Regions from separate parts of the Mus musculus genome. Here regions 2, 3 and 4 are each linked to region 1. Evidence: chromatin loops called from intact Hi-C (ENCODE). Cell type or tissue: heart. All regions are shown on one strand.

Region 1 (5,000 bases):
CTTGGTACCTGGTAATAGGTGCCATTTTCTTTTCTTTTTAAAGACTTAAGTGTATCTGTGTAAGAGTATGTGTGTATAAGTGCAGGTGCCTGCAGAAGCCAGAGGCATTACATCCCTTTAGGTGGCTGTAAGACACCTAATCTGGGTGTTAAAGATTGAACTTGGGGTAGGGGGTGGGATGGAGAGATGGTTCAGCAGTTAGGAGCACTGACTGCTCTTCCAGAGGTCCTGACTTCAATTCCCAGCAACCACATGGTGGCTCACAGCCATCTGTAATAGGATCCAATGCCCCTTTCTGGTGTGTCTGAAGATAACTAGTGTACTCATATACATTAAATAAATAATTCTTAAAAAAAGAAAAAGAGAAAAAGACATTGAACTTGGGTCCTATGCAAGAACACCAAGTGCTCTTAGCCGCCTTGTGTAACGCCATCGCTTTAGCCCCTGTTTTTCTTTTTTTTTTAAAAAAGGTTTACAAAATACAATAAAGGGCAGAGACATGTGTCTCAGTGTCCATGTTCCCGTCTCTGTGTCTGGGCACCACTTACTCTCCCTCTCTGCCTCCAGGGTGCCCTTATTCACCCGGTGTCTGCTTCCCTCTAATTCTTTCCCACACACCAGAGCCCTTTCCTATAAGGGAAGCGGTTTCCTGGAAGAGACCAAAGGTCAGAGTAGGCCAGTGGGATGAAGAGACACAGCAAGCCTGGGGGGGAGGAGAAGGTGGGAGGGAGAAGGAAGAGGGTAGGAAAGGATATGTTGGGAAGGGATGGGGCCTGGAAGTGAGGGGAGCGCAGGGAAAAGGAGAGAAGGGTGATGGGGGCGGGGGGCAAGGAGTGGAGGGAGTGAGAAAGAAATATGAGGAATGAAATTCTGAGAGAAACGAAATCACACACTACCTTGTGTAACACCATCCTGTGAAAGGACACCAATGGGCACACCTTATCTGACTCTAGGCATCAGACCCACCCAGGAGTGGTATACACTTAGGGACAGAAAGCAGATCAGTACTTGGGGGACAAGGATGAGTTAACTCTTAATATAGCTAATGGTACAAGGTTTTCTTTTTCTCTTTTTCTTTCTGTTTTTTCCACTGAGGGTCTTATGAAGCCCATGATGACCTTAACTTCAGCTATGTCACCGAAAGTGTCCTTAAATTCTGGATCTTCTTGCTTCCACTTCCTACATGCTGGGATTACAGCGTGTGCTCAGGTTGGTTCACATTTTTCTAGGGGTCGGGGGAGTTGGGAATAAAAATATTCTAGAACTTTAACCTTGTGGGTATACAAGAACTGACTAAAATGTACCCTTCGAAGAGGTGAATGAATGTTCTTAGTGACAGGGTCTCTGTATAGAGCTCTACCTAGCCAGGAACTCATTATGTAAACAAGGCTGGCCTCCAAATTGCAGCCACCCCCCTGTCTCTGACTCTCAGGTATTAAGATTACAGGTAGCATGTACCACCACACCCAGGATAGGTAAATTTAAAAAAAAAAATAGCTTGGTGGTGCAACCGCCCTTAGCGTAATTCTAGTCCAGTCTTTATCTGGCTTGTAAAACAAAGTTTACAAGCCCCTCATGACTTGGCTCCTACCTGTCTCTCCTTAGAGAACATGTCAAAGGACAGCAATAGGTTCTGTGGAGGAACATCAGAGGCACGGGCAGGCAGGGATGGAAACGGTTCTGTTGGCAGGGAGTTGTGGTGGCCGAGCAGTACTGTGCTTGCTTTATTCCATTTAAATCAGTGTCCTTGGACAAAGGGTGTGTGAGGGCACTGAAGGCTGAGTCCAGGGCCTTACTCATGCTTTACCACGGAGCTGAGCCTAGCCTTCTCCCTGTTCTACAATATTCTTGCTTCCCCTTGGGTCTTCCCTGTCTGAAATGCAGTTCTCAGCGCCCGCGTGTACACAACACACACACACACACACACACACACACACACGCCAGAAGAGGACGTCAGATCCCCTGATACAGGCCGTACCGAATAACCTGACATGGGTGCTGGGAACTGAAAACGGGTCTTCTGTAAGAGCAGTACTTTCTTTCCATTTCAGAGCCATCTCTTCGGCCAGCTCGCCCCTTATTTCTTTTCAGAACTTCAGTCATAGGAACTTTCAGTACGTGTTTTATTTGGGTTATAGGTCCTTTTAAATTTCCGGTTCTCTCCGCCAGAGTCCTGGAAAGACATGGCCCTGACTCCCTAGAGCCTAGCAGTGCTCCCGGCATGGAATAGGATGGGTGGAATGAGGTTCCCAGCCCCAGGAATGGCTGGAGCACAAGCTACGTGCACACAAAGGGTGAGCCCACTGGAGTTTCTCTTGCACCCTGAGAATGGCTGCTTGACTGATCAACTAGCAGAGAGGGCCGTAGAGCCGCCCAGGCGCGGAGACCGCGGCCCCACTCGTTTAGGGATTGGCATCGGGAATCATGGGACTTCAAATTCTCGGTACCCAACGGCGCATCCCAACCCCCCACCAAGGCCTGACCTGCAGGTTCCGGGTGATAAGATGCAGCTTCTCCTCAGGGCTTGGAGCATCACCCATGGCTCCGCTGTCTCTGTTTCCCGCGCTCAGCCGGCACCCGCGCCCTTTCCTCGTTCGCCGTCGTCTCCGCGTGCCGGGAACTGTCACGCTAGTCCCGTCGGGTTGCATCAGCTGAGCTCGTCGCTCCGCTTGCTAGGCCTAGATTCTGTCTGTCCCCTCCTCTCCCCGAGCATCCCCGAGTCAGGAGCAGCAGAGAGTCGAAAGAATCGATGAAACAGGAAGGGGCGGAACCATCCAAAAAAAAAAAAACCAAAACAGTGTAGGTGGAGCTGGGGGGCGGGGTTAGGAAGGCCGCCCATGACGCACCCTCTCAGGGGCGGGGCGGTTTCCTGCCAATCACTGCTTGCTTGCCCTCCCCCTGGTGTTGGCCCCGCTGCCTCGGGGTGGGGGAGGTCGTGAAGGGGGCGATAAAATGGCGCAGGGGGCGGAGTGAGGTGCTGCCGCTCGCCCAGGCTTTTGGCCCGGCTTCCGGAGGTGAAGAGCGGGCGGGACGTAAGGGTCGGCGCCCGTCGTCTAGGCGAGGGGTCGGGGGGGAGGGGGCGGGCCGCCTGTTGCTTCTCCACAGGGCCGCGTTCTTCGTCTTGCCCCCGTGAGGAGTAGGGAAGCTCGTCTCGCTGAGGGAAGGGCTGCTTCTCGCGCCAGAGGTGATGGCGGGCGGGGAGGTTGTCCCTGCCCCCCACCTCCACATCCGTGGGCGAGTGACGCCCCTCATCCCGCTGAGGAAAAGGGAGCTGTCAGGTCCTCGGGCCGCCGGCCCTGCCAGTGGGGGCGGGGGGGGGGGTCTTCCTCTCCCGGTGCCTGCCTTCCCCGCGGGAGGCTGTTGCTAGGGAGAGCGGGGATGGCGGGCTTCCCGCGGGGCGTCGTGGCGGGAGAGGGCGACCCACTCCGGGCGACCGCGGGCCGCAGCCTGCCGAGATGTGGCAGTCAGCGTCTGTCCCCTGAGGTCGGGTGCCCTGGCGGAGCCCGCGGGGGGACCTGGGTCGCCCCTGGGGGGAGGGGCGCGGAGGGAACACGCGCTCCTCCCGCTATCCGCGGGGAGGCGAGGACTCGCTCTCCCGAGTGGGAGGAGGAGGGAAGTGCAGAGGCCCTGGGCGCGGCGGGCGGGCGGGTAGTGTTCCCGACGGGGAGGCCCGCGGGCATCCTCGCAAGGTATCCCTGGGCCACCGTTGCTGGGTTTCATCCAGGGCCGCAGGGAATGCTGCAGACACCTAAGGTGAGCCCTTCTTCAGAGGGCCACCAAATGAGGACGGAGTTCACCGGCTGCCCTCATTTTTTGTTTTTTGTCCTCCCCCCCCCACCCCCCCGTGGTTGTTAAGAGCCCCAGGCTTTAATAGACTATTCTTGTAAAAGAAACCTGTTGCTTCAGTTTAGAAAAATCTGCTGCCTGGGCCTGTGTGGGAATTCTTGGCTCCCTAGTCTGGGGGAATTGTTACCTAAAGCAGAGATTTCCAGACCGGTTATCTTTCCATTTTACCTTGTTTGCAGTTAGCCCAGAGGGAGTTGCAAATTCTTTCAGATAGTCAGTTCCCTTTGTTAAAAAAAAAAATTTTGGGAGGGGCTCATTTTGATGATACACCCTTTTTTGGTGGATGCTGTCTGCTTCACGGGTAGTGTATTTTGTTTAGGAGAGGTTGGAAATCAAAGGCCAATGAGGAGTACCCCTCCACCCCCTTTTGCAAAATCCTTGCTTTTGGTCCTGCATATCAGACCCAGTTGGGTAGTGGTTTTGGTTTTAGAGTCCTGAACTAGGTAGGATGTGTAGTATACATTTGGCATTGGCGTTTTACTGTCCTGAATAGAATGAGGCTTTGTGCACGAAGCCAATAGGCAATAGGTTTTTTGAGGTAAGATAAAAATAGATGGGGGAACCAGTTTCTGAGGTTGCAACCAGGAGGTTAGAGAACAGAGAGGGGGTGGTACACTAAAGTGTGAAGACGGGGGTGGACAGGTGAGGGAAGTAGAAGGACAGAATAGGGTCACACAGAGATGTGGAGCAGAATTAAGAGAATTTAGAAATAGGAAAATATTCCTCCCTGAAAAATAAGCGTCCATGTTTGAAAGATTTACCAGGCAAGTGCCAAGAATGGCAGGTGATGTAGCATTCGAGAGGGGGGATTGTGACACTTAAGAGGTTCACGATGTTTATTATTAACATAATATTATTCTGTGGATTATGATTTTTTTTTTTTTTTTGAGACAGGGTCTTACTGTGTACCACTAGCCAGGAACTTGCAGTGTAGACCAGGCTGGCCTAGAATGCTGAGATGCACCCAACTCTGTCTCCTCTAGGTGCTGGGATGAAAGGCAAATGTCTCCATGCCTTGCCATATTGAAGGCTTCCCTCCCTTGAAAATTCAAGTTGACTTTATGTCAAACCCCTCCTTTTCCCTCCCACCTTTGTCCTGTGTAGCCCCTATGGTTTGGAACTTGAGATGAAGCCTCAGGTAGCCTTGAACGCCT
Region 2 (5,000 bases), 270 kb before region 1:
GCACATTTTTAGCCACTCAGAGTCCGGTAAGAGTAGTTGTCCAGTAAGAGCATAGCATCAAAGAGTCTAGGGAAAGAAGCAGGCGTCACCTGCAAGGAGAAGTGCGCAACAGACCATGCAGAGCACACACAGTTGTGAGCTGAGGACAAAGATCTTCAGAGGCCCATCTTTAAGGGCAGGTAGAGGAACATGAGTTCAACAGTCAGGAAAGAAAAACCTGCACAGTGCACAAGGGTGTGGAGAACTGGGAGAGAGTTACATCACAAAAGTCGGAAGAGTGACAGTTCAAAAAAAGGTGGGGTAGGGTGGGGTGGGGAGCATGGTAGTGCCAACTGCTGCAGAAAGTTCCAGAAAGATAAGGGCTAAAAAGTACCCAGTGGAGCTGGCAAGTGTGAAATGACTGTCATTACAGATAAGTGTCCAGGTGGTGGCTTCAGGGGTGGGGAGGGAGTAACCCGAAATCAAGCTTATTGACGTCGTATTTTTAAAGTATGCCAGGCTGCTGAACACAGACTTGAGGGAAGAGTTTCCGACGTCAAGGGGAAGAGTAAAATAAGAGGGAGAAAAGGTCTGTTGGGGGCGTGCCTAGACGAAGTGAGACCAGGGCACGTGTCGGGGGAGCACACAATGCAGCAGAGCTTTCTCTAGTGCTGTGTCTGTCTGTACATGAACTTGGACGCGTTGGATCTGTACATGAACTTGGATGCACTGGATGGGGACTCAGTAGACTCAAGGCAGGAGTGGGAAGGAAGCAAGCAGAGGAAGTCAGGTTACACGCCCCTCTCAAAATGAGAGGACGTTTGCTAAGAGAGCAGGAAGACACCGACCCAAAGGGAGCGGAGATGGCCAGCAGCAAAGACGGCAGCAGAGGAGCAAGGGAAAAGTCGAAAAACGGTGACTGAGTTTTACTGAGTCACTTAATAAAGAGCGAATGCCTATGTAGCACCCAGAGAGACCACATATTGTCTGAGTGTTCTGCATATTATCATGTGATCCTCGTGACATCGCATTAGAGAGGTACTGCCATTTCACAGTGAGGAAGGTAAGAAGAAGAAGAAGAAGAAGAAGAAGAAGAAACCAGATAAACAAACTTGCCCAAGTCATAAGCTACACGCCTTTAATCTCAACACTCAGGAAGCAGAAGGAGGCGGATCTCTGTGAGGCTGAGGCCAGCCTGGTCTACATAATGGTCCCAGGGCAGCCAAGGGCGACATACACCATGAGACCCTGTCTCAAAATAAAACAAACCACGACCACCACCAATAACAACAAAATAACTTGTCCAAGTTCCCAGAAATGTAAGGAACTAAAGGGAGAGATTAAGTCTCTTCCTGAAAGCCTCGAAACACACGGGGAGTCCTCACAGGACAGGACACCTGCCGGATAGCACACTTTCTTTGCATGCTTGAGGTCTCATATTAATCCTTAGCGTAAAGTCCTGCCTCTCCATCATCAATAAAACTTCCAGCACAGGGAATTCTCAGATGTGCTGAGCTGTAGCTTGAGCGGAGGCTTCCCAGGAGAACCCGGAGCAAGGAGAAAATAAAAACAAAAACCAAAAAACCAAAAACCAAACAAACAAAAACCGTTCCTAAAGTACTGGGCTGACTTGAGATCAGAAGCCTCTCGGAGTCTGCCCTGAAGCACGACTCCCTTCACTTGCTTGAGGTAAACAGTAATTAGTTACCCCACGACTTAGTTGGGCTGCCTGTAAATAAAGGAATGTGGGATAAAACAGGAACACCAACTGGCATTGCCTAGGACAAGGACAAGCATTAGTCACAATCACAGCCACTTCCCCAGGTCTCCACTCTCTGGCCCCCCCTCATCCCTTTGTAAACCAGTCACATAGGCACCATCAGGTACCAGCGCATATGGCAATCCTCATCTCTACCCGGATTCTTGGCTACACCTTCCTTGGCATGCTCATGACTCCCTAGTCTGGACAATTAGGGACTGCCCTTTCCCGGTATTCACAACAGTAACTAAGCAACTATTTTGCTTGACTGCCTCCACACCAGACTGAGCTTTGTGAGGCCCAAGACTATCTGTCTGGCTAAGGTCTATATCCTCCCAACCTGTCTGTGAGTAGTGACTGTCACATATTCTAATAAATATTGCTGTTTAAGAGTAAGATGTTGTTAGTGGTGGTGTTCTACCCTTTTCTCGTAAATGGCCTCACAGAAGCTCAAAAAAACCCAAGCAGGGGCTAGCTGGGGTTGGTTGCAAGGAGACGGCCGCGGTGCCCTGCCGAGGGAAGGGTGCTGGCCCGGCTTACCTTCTCTTTGACTGCCTGGTAGCTCTGCTGCAGCCAGCTCCGCCACCACCCCACGTCCTCCCTGTGGAAGACAGACACATCTGACGGCCCTGCCGGGCGACTCCAGCCCAGCCTCCGGCCGGAGATGAGGCTTTTCCGGCCGCTTCCCCATGCCCTCGCACCACGCCTCCGCTCTGCCCTTCCAGCTCAGTCCGCACCCGCACCGGCAGCCTGTCCCCAACAGGGACCCCTGGCCCAGTACCCCATCCCTCGAAAAGCCCAAGCCCCCAACGCCAGAAAGCGGAACGCCAAGCTCACCCTTCCGCCATCTTGCCAGCATGACATCACCACTATTTACCGACCTTTGACTTCCGACACGGCACCGCCCCCTCAGGCTCCGCCCCCATGAGCGTGCCCCAATCTTAACACAAGGACAACTCTCCGCCCAGTCCCCGCCCCCCTACATCAATGTGTCTGGCCTTTGTCCAATCCATGTCCCAAATGCGATTTGTCCCGCCTCTGAACTCTCGATCCAATGGTGTGTAAGATTGTCCTCGGGTCCCACCAACCAGCCGCTAGCTTTCCCGGTAGTCCCTGACTACAGTGGCCTCTCCGGGCCAATTTCGGCAGGCTCGTTAGACCGCCAATTAGAAGGCGAGGCGAGGAAAGGAGAGGCCGGGTTGGGACGTTGTGTTCTTAGAACCTGGAGTTAAGTTCCGCCCCCCTTTGTGAAGCCAGCCGCGTAGCAGCTCCTTGGTGTTCTGCTGCAGGCTAATTCAGCAAGCTCCGATTGCGGACCTCAGAGCCAGAGTAAGGCTATGGGGAGAATCCAGAGCTCTCCTCGGGATGACACCCAGGATCATTTGGAGAGGCAGATACATATTCACATTATTTCTTAAGCCCGATTTAAGAAAACGCTAGCTGAAAGTGTTCTGGAAAAATCCCACTGATAGGGGGGAATTGAGGTCTATTGTGTGGTGGAAGGGGGATTTACATAGATCCTGTGGCCCTACCTACTACTTCCTCAATCTACACAAACCCCTCCTTCACCTCCAGCAGGAGGTTGACTCCCCTCCTCGAAGGCTACACTGTAATCAAGGTCATCACTGCTACCTGATCCCATAGCCTCTTACCTGCCTGAGGAACAAGCTATATACTAATTCTCCCAGTGTTCCCCAAGGCCTCCCATCTAACTTTCAAAAAGATTGTTGCTGGTATTTCTCCTGTCTAAAAAACTAACAACTATTGGATGGATCACAGGGCTCCCAATGGAGGAGCTAGAGAAAGTACCCAAGGAGCTAAAGGGATCTGCAACCCTATAGGTGGAACAACATTATGAACTAACCAGTACCCCGGAGCTCTTGACTCTAGCTGCATATGTATCAAAAGATGGCCTAGTCTGCCATCACTGGAAAGAGAGGCCCATTGGACACGCAAACTGTATATGCCCCAGTACAGGGGAATGCCAGGGCCAAAAAAAAAATGGGAATGAGTGGGTAAGGAAGTGGGGGGGAGGGTATGGGGGACTTTTGGGATAGCGTTGGAAATGTAATTGAGGAAAATATGTAATAAAAATAAATAAATAAATAAATAAATAAATAAAAAAATAAAGTAGACCACCATAAGGCTGTTAAGGGAGAAAAAATGGAATGAGTAATTTCCAGTGGTCTTTCTCCCTTCTAAGGTCCATGCTTTGCCTGCAACGAATGCACAAGGTTTAAAGCTAAAAAATGCTGTGATAAATGATTTGTGCTACTGAACAAGATGGGCTAAGAAACAAGTTGAGTTCTTTAATCCCCAACAGAATCTACCTTTGCAATTTCATTCCCCACATTAAAGGTCACTTGGAACTACTGCCTGCCTCTACCTCCCAAGTGCTGGGGTTAAAGGCATGCGCCACCACTGCCCGGCATGTATTTTTTTTTTTTTAACTAGACAATTTAATCCAAGATATTGCAGGTGCTAGGCAAACATGCTATCAGTAAATTACATCCAAGCCCTGAACTGTTAATTTATAATCGCACACATAAAACCATGCCAGTCAGATGGCCGTGCCTCCTCCCAGGGTTCTCCTTTCTGTTCCTACCTGGTTGGTCTGACCTTGCACCTCCACCCTCCTTGCTCACACTGCCCCACATACAAAGGCTACTTAGATTTCCCAGAAACTTTCTGGTGCTTTCCTGACCCTGAGCCCTTGAACATGTCTTCTCTGCCTGCAGTTCTCTGACCTCAGTTTCTTACCCACTCTGACCATGCTATTGAGAACTGCAGCTTGTGCACCATAAATACCAGCACTTGGAGGTGGGGGTGAAAGACCCCAAGAGGAGCCCCTCGCTCAGGCCTCGGGATAATAGCGGACCCCCAAGATCTCATGAGAGACCAAGCTTGATGCAAACCACATGAGGCTTTATTTGGGGAAAGCCAGAGCTCTAGGGACGACTCATCCCACGCAGGGGTAGAGGAGTCGACCTCGAGGGGAAAGGGGTCCCAGTTTTTATAGGCCCTCGGGGAGGGGGGGAGGAGAAGGGGGAAGTAGGGGATTTCCAGGTCTTCTCAAGAAATGGGTATGGGAGGGGTACAAGGAAAGAGTCTAGTGCAGGTGTAGCAACTCCAGATTGGCCCGGCTGTGGTTGCTGGGGAGATTTTCCAACTCTAGCCCAGCAACCAATATCACAAACACCTGGCAGTGAGGTGCAGCAGTGGGCACACACATGGGTTCAAGGAACGGCCAGAACATTGGCAG
Region 3 (5,000 bases), 270 kb before region 1:
GGTGCTGGGTCATTGGAAGAGGCACCCAAGTGCTGGGATTATGGACATGCACCACTGGATAAGAAAAGTTCACAGCGGCTCACACCTCTAATCCCTGCACTCACAAGCTAGAGGCAGACAGATCTCCGAGTCTGAAGTCAGTCTGGTCTCCACAGCAAGTTCCAGGCCAGGCAGAAACATAATGAGACACACCGTTTTGAAAAGGTGGCTTGTTTTGTTTTGTTTGCCCATGTAATAATGATGTGTTCACAGCAGGGTAACTTTTTTTTTCATTTTTATTTATTTATTATTATAAATAAGTACACTGTAGCTGTCTTCAGATGCACCAGAAGAGGGCGTCAGATCTCATTATGGGTGGTTGTGAGCCACCATGTGGTTGCTGGAATTTGAACTCAGGACCTGTGGAAGAACAGTTGGTGCTCTTACCCGCTGAGCCATCTCACCAGCCCACAGGGTAACTTATTAAACAAGAAATCTAAGAATAAACTAAGATGTTTAATATTTAGAGACACCAATCTCTTCCCAAGGCCATAAAACTAGGAAAGGCTAGAACTCTCATATGAGCTTGAAGTTGTCCATTAAAATTAAAATCAAGTTTCTGGGTCTGGAGAAATGGTTTAGTGGTTAAGGTCACTTATTGCTCTGACAAAGGACCTGGATTTGATTTCCAGCACCCAAATGATGGCTCAGAACCATCCACAAGCCTGTGTTGTGGGCTGTTCAGCAAGAGAAGACTGTTCCAACATAGGTTTAAGCTGATAGAAAGTCTTTATTACCCAGCCAATAATTACACAGTTCAGGATCCCAGGGTTGCCCCAAGCATTTCTCAGGGTGAGCTTTTAAACATAAAGACAGCACCCTGGGTTGACATCCTTCAGTTAACAAGAACAGTTAGCCAGAAGCTAAACTATAGAAGCCAAAACCACAAGGTTGGTCCATTAGAAGATTTCCCAGAGCTAAGGGCTTTGATGGATTAGGCCTTTGTTTTTGTTTTAGCAGGCGACCTGTCTAACAGCCTGAATGGCACTTCCATCATGGAGTCAGCTGTGCTAGGGTCTTAGGGCCTACTAATGTCTGGGGCCCTGTTACACCCAGTTCCAAGGAAGCCAACAGGTACACATGTACTGTACATATATGCATATAGGCAAAAACTCTTATGTAAAGTAAAATAAACTTTAAAAATCAAATTTCTAACCAGGCTATGGTGGCGCAGGTCTTTAATCCCAGCACTTGGGAGGCAGAGGCAGGAGGATTTCTGAGGTCGAGGCCAGCCTGCTCTACAGAGTGAGTTCCAGGACAGCCAGGGCTACACAGAGAAACCCTGTCTCGAAAAACAAACAAACAAACAAAAAATCAAATTTCTACCCCTCTCACATGTTATGCCTTCTTGTCCCACCCTCCCACCGAGATAAGCTATACAGAGGCAACAACTACTTCCTACACTTCAGTATAATCCCTTTTGCTCACAACTGGCACAGTGCTTGCTGACAAAGTCTTCAATCTCATTAGACAGAGAAACTCAACATGCTCTGGTCTTTCTCATTTGTCAGTCGAGAGAATCTCTTCTAAGCAACACCTGTCAATCAAAAAGGCTTATGGGCAAAGAGCAGAAGCAGCAACTAAGCGGCGGGACACAGGCAGGGACAGAGAGAATTCTGGGAAATAGTCAGAGGGATTGGAAGGATTCTGCAGCCAGATGTTGAGGAAGAAATGGGCCAGGACTGAGGAGAGGTCACTAACCAGCAGCGAGCGGAATTCAGGTTAAAAAAAAGGGAAGATCTGCCCCAGGAACACAGAGGAAACCAGCCATGAGGCTGAACCTGGGTTAGAATAAAAGGGATAATAATAAATCAGAGAAAAAGTCGAGGCTTATGGCCAAGGCATTTATTAACAAACAGTCTCAGAGTCGTTTTTCCGGGAGCAGGGGCTGGAGCAGAAAAACTGGATTTATTATTTACATTTGTCCTTTCCCAAGTCTTGACCCTGGACGACTCCTCTTCGCTGACATCACCCCCAGCATCCAGTGGATTTGGACTCAAATCCTAGTACACCCCCTTTCTAGCAATGTGGCCTTTCCAGACTTTGGTGTCTTCGTCCTTGAAACGTGATCCATTTGGCGATGGTGGCCCACACCCTTAATTCCAGCACTTGGGAGGCAGAAGCAGGCAGATCTCTGAGTTCTAGGGCAGCTCTGGTCTGCAGAGTGAATTCTAGGACTGCCAGGGCCACACAGAGAAACCCTGTCTCAAGACAACAAAACAAAACAAAACAAAAATGCGACTTGGATGTGATCCAAATCTCGGTTGTTGTAAGGACTGCGTGTGTCAGTTATCCTCCTTGGAGCGTGTCCTTGGAGCCTAACACAATGCTGGACACGGGTTAGAAAGCCGCTGTAACGATTCTGGCTCTGCTCCTAAGAAGCACATACACACATGAACCACTAGATGGCGGTATGGGATCATTCATAGGATACCTCTTCAAGGCTCCTCTCAGGGAGTGGTCTTGGGAAGATGTCCAGAGCCTAGCTTGGAGAGACCTCATTATTCTCAATAGAAGGTTGTCTGGCCTTGGATGATCCTGGGAGGTGACTCAAGCCTACCTCCCAGACCTTCTGGAAGCTTCAATGGCATTAAACCCACACTGTTTTCACTGGAGACACCAGTACAGAGTTAGCAGGAAGGATTATATAAATTGTGTAATCTAGCTGGTCCAGGTAACAGAGGAAGCTAACAGAGTGGTCCTTGTTTAGCTTCCAGGGCTGCCTGTTGACGTTTCAGACTTTGGGCTGGCAAGATGGCTCTATGGGCAGCAGGAACTGACAAGTATTACAAGCTGATGTAATCCCCAGGACACGCGAGTGAAAGAAGCACCGACTTCTACAAGCCTTCCTCTGACCAGCACATATGTGTCATGAAAGTGCACACATGCCGTGCCTGTACATGGACATATATGCACTTGCACACACAAACTATGACTAAAGAAATGTAGTTTTTTGTTTTTTGTTTTTTTTTTAATTTGGGGAATTTGTTATTGAACAATGTCATATGTAATTAAATAATGGATTCCTTCTAGGATGGCAGGTTTAGTTTAAACCATGTTAAAGAAGCCGGGCGTGGTGGCACACATCTTTAATCCCAGCACTTGGGAGGCAGAGGCAGGCAGATTTCTGAATTCGAGGCCAGCCTGGTTTACAAAGTGAATTCCAGGACAGCCAGGGCTACACAGAGAAACCCTGTCTCGAAAAACCAACAAAACAAAACAAAAACAAAAGAGTTAAGAGTTTGTCTAGATCTGTTGTGTAGTAGTTTCCTCTGAAGTTAAAGTCTTCTACCTTTTGGGGCTGAAGAGATGGTTCAGTGGTTCTGAGTACTTCCTGCTCTTGCAGAGGACTCAGGCTTAGTTCACAGGACAGCTTATAAGCATCGGTAACTCTGGTTTTGTCATCTGATGCACTCTGCTGGCCTCTGTGAGCACCATACACCCACCTGTTATATATACACATACAAACATGAAAGCAAAACACTATTTTACACATAAAATAAGTAAATTAAAAAAATTAAAAACTTCTATTTTGGAGAGTAACATGTTTTCCACTAAAGCAATATGAGCCAGATTAGGCCAGATTAAAATGAATAAAAGCAGGTTTATTAGACAGGTTTCTTCCAGGTGGGTTCACTGGTCCTAAGCAATATTCCCAAGGAAATTACACAACTTGATTAAGGCAAGGGGGTTTTATAGATCTTAGGCATCAGGTGATAATGTGTCAGCTAGGAGCTGGGATTGTACCCATATATGGTCAAAAGCTGAGCCCCTGGGCAGGCATTCTTGGGTAGGTTTCAGGAAACAAGGAAGCAAGGGATGACAAGGTGGGGTGTGGGGGGATTGTGAGCAGGGGTTCCAACACAATGAAGAGAAGCTCCTTAAGTCACAGAATGTTAAATGGGTCATGAAACAACAGATATTCTAAAGGGAGGTAAGATGCTCTGACCTGTAAGGAAACTTGGTTAGCTCAGGAAGTAAACAACTCAGAAGACTTCAGGAAGTCCCTGAAACGGAGCCCCAAACATATAAATAAGCAGTAGGAACTGTTGAGAGACTCTCACGGCTGCCAAGGTAGCTGGGAAAGACATGCTCCATCCTATTAAGATGCTGCTAGGCTGTGTAGTGCACTCCAGGTTTCCAGCTTTTATGACCTGGCACCCATGTTGGGGTGGGCTTTGGTGGTAAGGTTGTCTTGGAGTCATTCCTGCTCCTGTAAGTAACCCCTTACCCATATCCTGTTGGTAAACCCATTACAATTTATTGGGTCCCCAAGATGGAGTTGTGGTATTTTCATCTGTCATTCGTCACACATCTGAGATGAATAGGTTTTTGTTCATGTCTCCTTGTGAATAGCATCACACAACAAATGATTAGAGGAAACTTTGGAGTTTGTTTGAGACAGGATTTCTTTACGTAGCCCAGGCCGTGCTGGAACTAGCTTTGTAGATCAGGCTGGCCACAGTACTGGTATTAAAGGCATATGGCACCATGCTCAGAGCTTACCGCGCAATCTTTTTGTTTGTCTGTTTGTTTTCAAGACAGGGTTTCTCTGTGTATCCCTGGCTATCCTGGAACTCACTTTGTAGACCAGGCTGGCCTTGAACTCAGAAATCTGCCTGCCTCTGCCTCCCAAGTGCTGGGATTAAAGGCGTGTGCCACCACCACCCAGCTTTACTGCACATTCTTGACACCAGAAACACCACCATGCCTTTGCCTCATATAAAACCATGAACCAAAATAAATTTTCACTCCCTTGGTATGCTTCTGTTGGGTGCTTTGTGATGGCAACAAAACCCTCTAAGGCCTTGGCATTTCTCCACCAAGTCCTCACAATCTTTTGACAATAACCTGACAATAATCTATTCTCTAAAGGGTGAATTCAAGTTCTGGAACAAACAGCCTAGAGACGTTAGTGTCGGAGAGGGAGAAGGAGGAGAGGAAAATTATTTAAAATATGT
Region 4 (5,000 bases), 55 kb after region 1:
AGGTGGCTGAGGCAAAGACTCAGGGTTAGGGGATGACCTGAAGGGACCAGGAGCCGCAAGAGCTTTAAAAACTCAGGGCTGAGGTGACTGGCAGAGGTTTGGAAGCTGAAGGACGGGTTTAGGGGTCAAGAAGGTTCGGAGGCGCTAGGGTCAGGTTAGGAGAGTAGGGACCAGGTGACACAGGAGGTCCTCAGGGAGCAGGAAGGGAACCGAGGACTTCCCGGTGGCGGCGTGGGAGGGGAAGCTGTTCCCTCCCTCGTCCCCCTCCCCAGGCCCCCTTACCCGCCTGCACCAGCGCGAAGCAGACGCAGCCTAGCCACAGGCGGAGCGCGGCGCGGGGCGGCCAGGCGCACGGCCCTGGGGGCATGGCGACTCCTGGGCCCGGTGACCGCTCGCACTCACGCTCCAGCCCGCGGCCCTCCCGGCCCGGCCGCCCCGCGCCGCCCCGCGCCGCCTGCATATCGGCTCCGCGGACAGCGACTCCCGCGCGGCGGCGGCGGTGGTGGCGGCGGCGGTGGTGGCGGCGGCGGCGGCAGCGGCCGCGTCCACGTCGGGCGCCTGGGGGGCGGGGCGCCCCCGCTGCGGGGAGAGGGCGGGGGCGGGGTGAGGACCGAGGGCGCCCCCACTCCTGTCCCCGCTCTTCACTCTGTGGGCTCCCGGGAAGCCAGGGGCTTTGGGGACCCCGCGGCTCACGCTCTCTGACCGATGCAGGACCCGTAGCACCGTGCCGCGGTCAGTCCCAGCCTTAACCCTGACCTGGCCCCGGTCCCGCTCTTCCTTAGGGAAGAGGGAGGGCAAGTGCTTGGGAGATGCCCATCTGTACCCCATCTCTCACTCCAGCCCACACCCCAGGCACACACACACACACACACACACACACACGAGCTGTAGAGTGTAAGGGGGGTACAGACTCGGTACTCTGGGGAATGTGTGTACTGGGGCCGAAGAGGCTCTCCTCTGACTCCCTGGAGGTCTAGCTGAGACCTCAGACCAGTCCTTTCTTTTTCTTGTGCCTATTTTTAATCCCCTCGAGAGCACTGCGAATATCTGTCAGGCGCAGACACTCTGTAGGCCTTGGCTGGGTTTGGGACTTGGTTCTCTCTGCAGCCCCTTCAGGTCCACTCTGCTGCGGGGCGTCTCATGTAGGTGGATACTGCAGTTTGGTAACTTGTTTTGTCCAAGGACCCACCACGGGCAGGATTTGAATCCAAGGTGGGCTCAACTTCACACACTCCTCACCCAGAGTGACTTCAACACTCCAGCATCTAGAATCTCTCTCTCTCTCTAAAACTGGCACATTCTAGATTATTAAAAGAACAATCTGGAACCGTGTTTCTCCAAGATCAGAGGGCTGTGGTTTCTGGACGCTCTCGGGACCACTATATCCATTCTGACCTGACTGAGCAGTGATTTAGCTAATGGCTCTAAAGTGGTAGGGGCTGGAAGATGTGGCAGATAGCTCCAGCTAATTAGCACACGTTGATAACCCTTTTTTTCCATCACCTTGGGAACAGCCAGGTGCCAGCCTGTCCTCACACACCCTTCTGGCTACTCCTTTGATGGCCTTAGAGGCAGAGAGGAGCCTCCACCCCACATTTACTGTCCTGCCCTAAGGAGAATCCCTATAGGACAGCAGAAGGCTCCCCAGCCTCAGCCTCTTACTTTCTTGGGCTGGAGTCGCAGTCAGAGAGCCAAGGTTAAGGAGTGAGGTTAGACCAGAGAGGCATCTCACAGAAGCCTCTAAGATCTTCCATCCTATCCCTAGACTTTAGATGAAGAAGAAACTGAATCACAGAGATAGAGAACCTAGAGCTTGGTGCACACACACACACCCCCATAAGGCAAACACACACACACACACACACACACACACATACACCCCTCCTGTACTAATGCTTACCCAAGGAGTCTTTCTCCCCAAGTTTCTACCTGATCCCCTGGGAAGAATGAGGTGTGGGGGGCAGGGGGTTCTGCTGAGCTTTCCATTCACAACACCCAGCCTTCTGTACCCCCAGGACTCCATGCTAGGCAGGCTGACCTCCCACCCCAGCACCATCTGTTTTCTTGGCCACATACCTTGTCCTGGGGGGGCCTTGTTAGGACTTGGACCTTCCGGGATGGTAGCCCAGCCAGGGCACCTTCCCTCTTCTTTTTCTCTTTCTCTTTTGTTAGGTGCTGCCCGCTCTGCCCTACCCACCCCACCCTACCAGCTGCAGCTTAACCCCCAAGGACCTCCTTGCCTTCCCCAGACTACCAGGGGGCTGGCAGGAGCAACTGGAGTCTCTTCGGTTGGCTATCGCACGAGCAGCAGGAAAGAGAGGGGTCAGATAGAGGTCATAGGATCCAATTTTATCCTGACTGAGGAAAAAGGAGAGAGAGGGTCCTGGTGGGGTCTGGCCTATAGTCCAGTGATGGGGAAAGGAGAACCTCTGCGCCACCTGCTGGCAGTTCTGGGAAAAACCCCAGGCGGATGTAGGGCGTTAGGAGGGGGGAAAGGGCAGCCAGTGTTCACCGCCTGGGAGCTAGGAGGAAAAGCTTGCGGGTCGTCGCTGTTAGAAGGGTCATGGCAGACTTGGAGAATTTGGAGCGTTGTGGCGGTGGGGTGTAGCCTTCCTAGGATTCATGAGGTGCTTGGACATTGTTTCGGTTCTGGAGGAAGCCCTGGCGTGGAGTCTAGCACCCAGTAGGAGCTAGTTAGAAGCAGGAAGACTGAAAGGGCCTGGAGATGGCCTGAGGGAGCCTGGGAAGGCATTTGTCAGCACCACTTGTTTTATATACGCCATCCCGTGCTTTCTACCTTAACCAGACACACAGTAGGTATTCAGTAATGTTTATTGACTCTATGGAACAAATTCATTCTTCAAACATGTATTTATTGAATACCCATTATGCACCGGGTTCCAGGCAACATCCTGAAAGAACACACAAACACTTGAACTAGAGAAGGAGAAGGGGGGAGTCTGGAGGGGCTGAATGTCCCTGAAGTCACACCTGGGGACTCACCAACATTTGGACCCCCGTGGGTGTCAAAGCTGTCCAGAGTCTGGGAGCCTATCTTAGGCGGCAGGTCCCCCACAGCAGATCACAGTTTTCCATCTAGAAGGCTCTTTATCTGATCTTGGAGCAGACTTGGCTCACATTTACTCTGCTCTTTGTTTTTTTTTTTTTTTGTTTTTTTTTTGTTTTTTGTTTTTTTGCTTTTTGAGATGGGGTTCCTCTGTGTAGCCCTGGCTGTCCTGGAACTCACTCTCTAGACCAGGCTGACCTCGAACTCAGAGATCCACCTGCCTCTGCCTCCTGAGTGCTCAGGATTAAAGTCCTGAGCCAACGCTGTGGTATTTAGACACAGCCCCAAGTCACAGGGAGACAAGACTCAGGAGAAGGCAGGGGATTGCGTTGAGGTACAATGAGAGAGCACTCACTCTTGACCTGCATTAATGGGATTTTAAGGTTGATGTGCGTCGTTAGTCTCAGCTCTAGATCAAGAAGCTGAGCCTCAGAGAATTAAGGGACATGGCTGCAACCACCCAGACAATGAACTATGGAGCTGTGTCTAAAATCCATGGCTTCAAGTTCAGGACCTGATTTGACCTTTTACCTCCCTTACCTCTAAGGACCTTTCAGAGGATTAGTGTAAAAGCATTTTTTATTTGCCTGATGTAACTGTTGTCTCCCAGGCTTACTGCCTCCCTCTGCTAACCTCTGCCTAGTTCTGGAAGCTTCTAGCCTCTGTACAATCTAATCTGGGCCTAGAATGTTTCCAGCCTCCGAGACTCGCCGATGAAGAAGCTCACCCTTTCTCGTTCTCTCTGAGTTCTGGCTGGCTGGCTCAGCTCAGCCGTTCTGGCTCAAACTCCTCGACAAGCTGACTGATTCCATCTGACTTCTCTCTCAGCCTCTGACTGAACTGCTCTGGTTGACCTCATACTAACTTTGGCCATCTGTTCTAATCTTCTGGCTCCTTCTCCTTCTCTGGCTCATTCTGTCTTCACCTGTGTTTAGCTTGTTTTCTCTTTCATCTGTCTCTCTAAGTGTCCTGGTAAAACTGCCTCCTTCAAGCCGGGCGTGGTGGCGCATGCCTTTAATCCCAGCACTTGGGAGGCAGAGGCAGACAGATTTCTGAGTCCGAGGCCAGCCTAGTCTACAGAGTGAGTTCCAGGACAGCCAGAACTACACAGAGAAACTGTGTCTCGAAAAAAACAAAACAAAAACAAACAAACAAAAAACCAAAAAAACCTGCCTCCTTCTCCTCTCTCCCTCTCTCTCTGCACAGTTTCCTCTTGTGTTGTCTCTCTTCCTTCTCTCTTCTCTGGAGAGTCGAGTGTATCCTATATATCTCTGATTTGTCACTTTGTCTGCCACTCAACTTGACATCACTTTCAAACATGGCTGCTTCCTTTTACAAACTAACTTTACTTACATTGTTTGGGATTAAAGGTGTGTACTGAGAGGTTGTCTGCATTCTAGCCAGATCACACAGACCAGGAAGGTCTTTGGATGTGATCAGGGCAGCCATATTGCAGGATTAATATTCCTCCTACAGATGAGGACACTCTTCTCTGAAAGACATAAGGGGCTTGATGCTCCCAGGGGCAGTGGTGAAACCCAGGGACTGACCCACCATTTACCAACGCTTTCCACAGTCCATCGTCCTCACAACGCTTATGGTCGGGAACGTTATGTCCATGTCATTGCTGAAGAAACTGATGTTCAGAAGGAGAAAAGGGCTTGCTGTGGGTTGTATAGCCAGGAGACACTGGTCTGTCATATCTCTGAGATTAGTCTCTGATGTCCTCATTATGGTGAGGCTTGGCTAGGTTCATAGTTCCCAAGGTCTTAGCAAGGAGGGCTTCTAGGAGAAGGCGATACATGGGCCAGCTAGGAGATAAAGCAGGAAGGCTGGGGAAGAGGTAGAGAACATAGTGTTGCATGTGGAGGGGAGGCAGGGGAAGCCGTGCATGTGAGGCAGGAGAGTGACTGGCACTGGATTGAAACACGGG

Evidence for each region. A loop is a pair of places that touch in the nucleus more often than their neighbours do. Peaks named below come from ENCODE experiments on the same cell type or tissue, not always from the same donor. Only the 100,000 strongest peaks of a DNase experiment are listed, where the experiment ranks them.
Region 2: a loop joins it to region 1, with 4 times the contacts of the local background. A loop is called at or near these places in 6 of 42 quality-filtered maps.
Region 3: a loop joins it to region 1, with 2.7 times the contacts of the local background. A loop is called at or near these places in 13 of 42 quality-filtered maps.
Region 4: a loop joins it to region 1, with 2.8 times the contacts of the local background. A loop is called at or near these places in 16 of 42 quality-filtered maps.

Annotation. Positions count from the first base shown.
Region 1 is chr4:129,187,556-129,192,555 of GRCm38, reverse strand. It overlaps S100pbp (S100P binding protein), which reads left to right and starts at 2,977. Exons shown (of 7, transcript NM_001379590.1): 1 at 2,977-3,014. It overlaps Yars (tyrosyl-tRNA synthetase), which reads right to left and starts at 2,653. Exons shown (of 13, transcript NM_134151.5): 1 at 2,484-2,653. The coding sequence starts at 2,540. In heart, no CTCF peak of the experiment used is centred here; a DNase peak (open chromatin) is centred at 2,815; H3K4me3 peaks cover 3,328 bases; H3K27ac peaks cover 2,800 bases.
Region 2 is chr4:129,459,281-129,464,280 of GRCm38, reverse strand. Bsdc1 (BSD domain containing 1) reads right to left here and starts at 2,602. Exons shown (of 11, transcript NM_133889.2): 1 at 2,576-2,602; 2 at 2,279-2,339. The coding sequence starts at 2,586. In heart, no CTCF peak of the experiment used is centred here; DNase peaks (open chromatin) are centred at 1,840 and 2,780; H3K4me3 peaks cover 1,928 bases; H3K27ac peaks cover 1,454 bases.
Region 3 is chr4:129,452,985-129,457,984 of GRCm38, reverse strand. No RefSeq gene overlaps it. Among named protein-coding and RNA genes, the nearest start is that of Bsdc1, 6.2 kb to the left of the region's middle. In heart, no CTCF peak of the experiment used is centred here; a DNase peak (open chromatin) is centred at 2,424.
Region 4 is chr4:129,132,446-129,137,445 of GRCm38, reverse strand. Fndc5 (fibronectin type III domain containing 5) reads right to left here and starts at 447. Exons shown (of 6, transcript NM_027402.4): 1 at 283-447. The coding sequence starts at 367. In heart, a CTCF peak has its summit at 2,441 (motif pointing left); DNase peaks (open chromatin) are centred at 95, 744, 2,040 and 2,455; H3K4me3 peaks cover 1,861 bases; H3K27ac peaks cover 1,591 bases; H3K27me3 peaks cover 2,497 bases.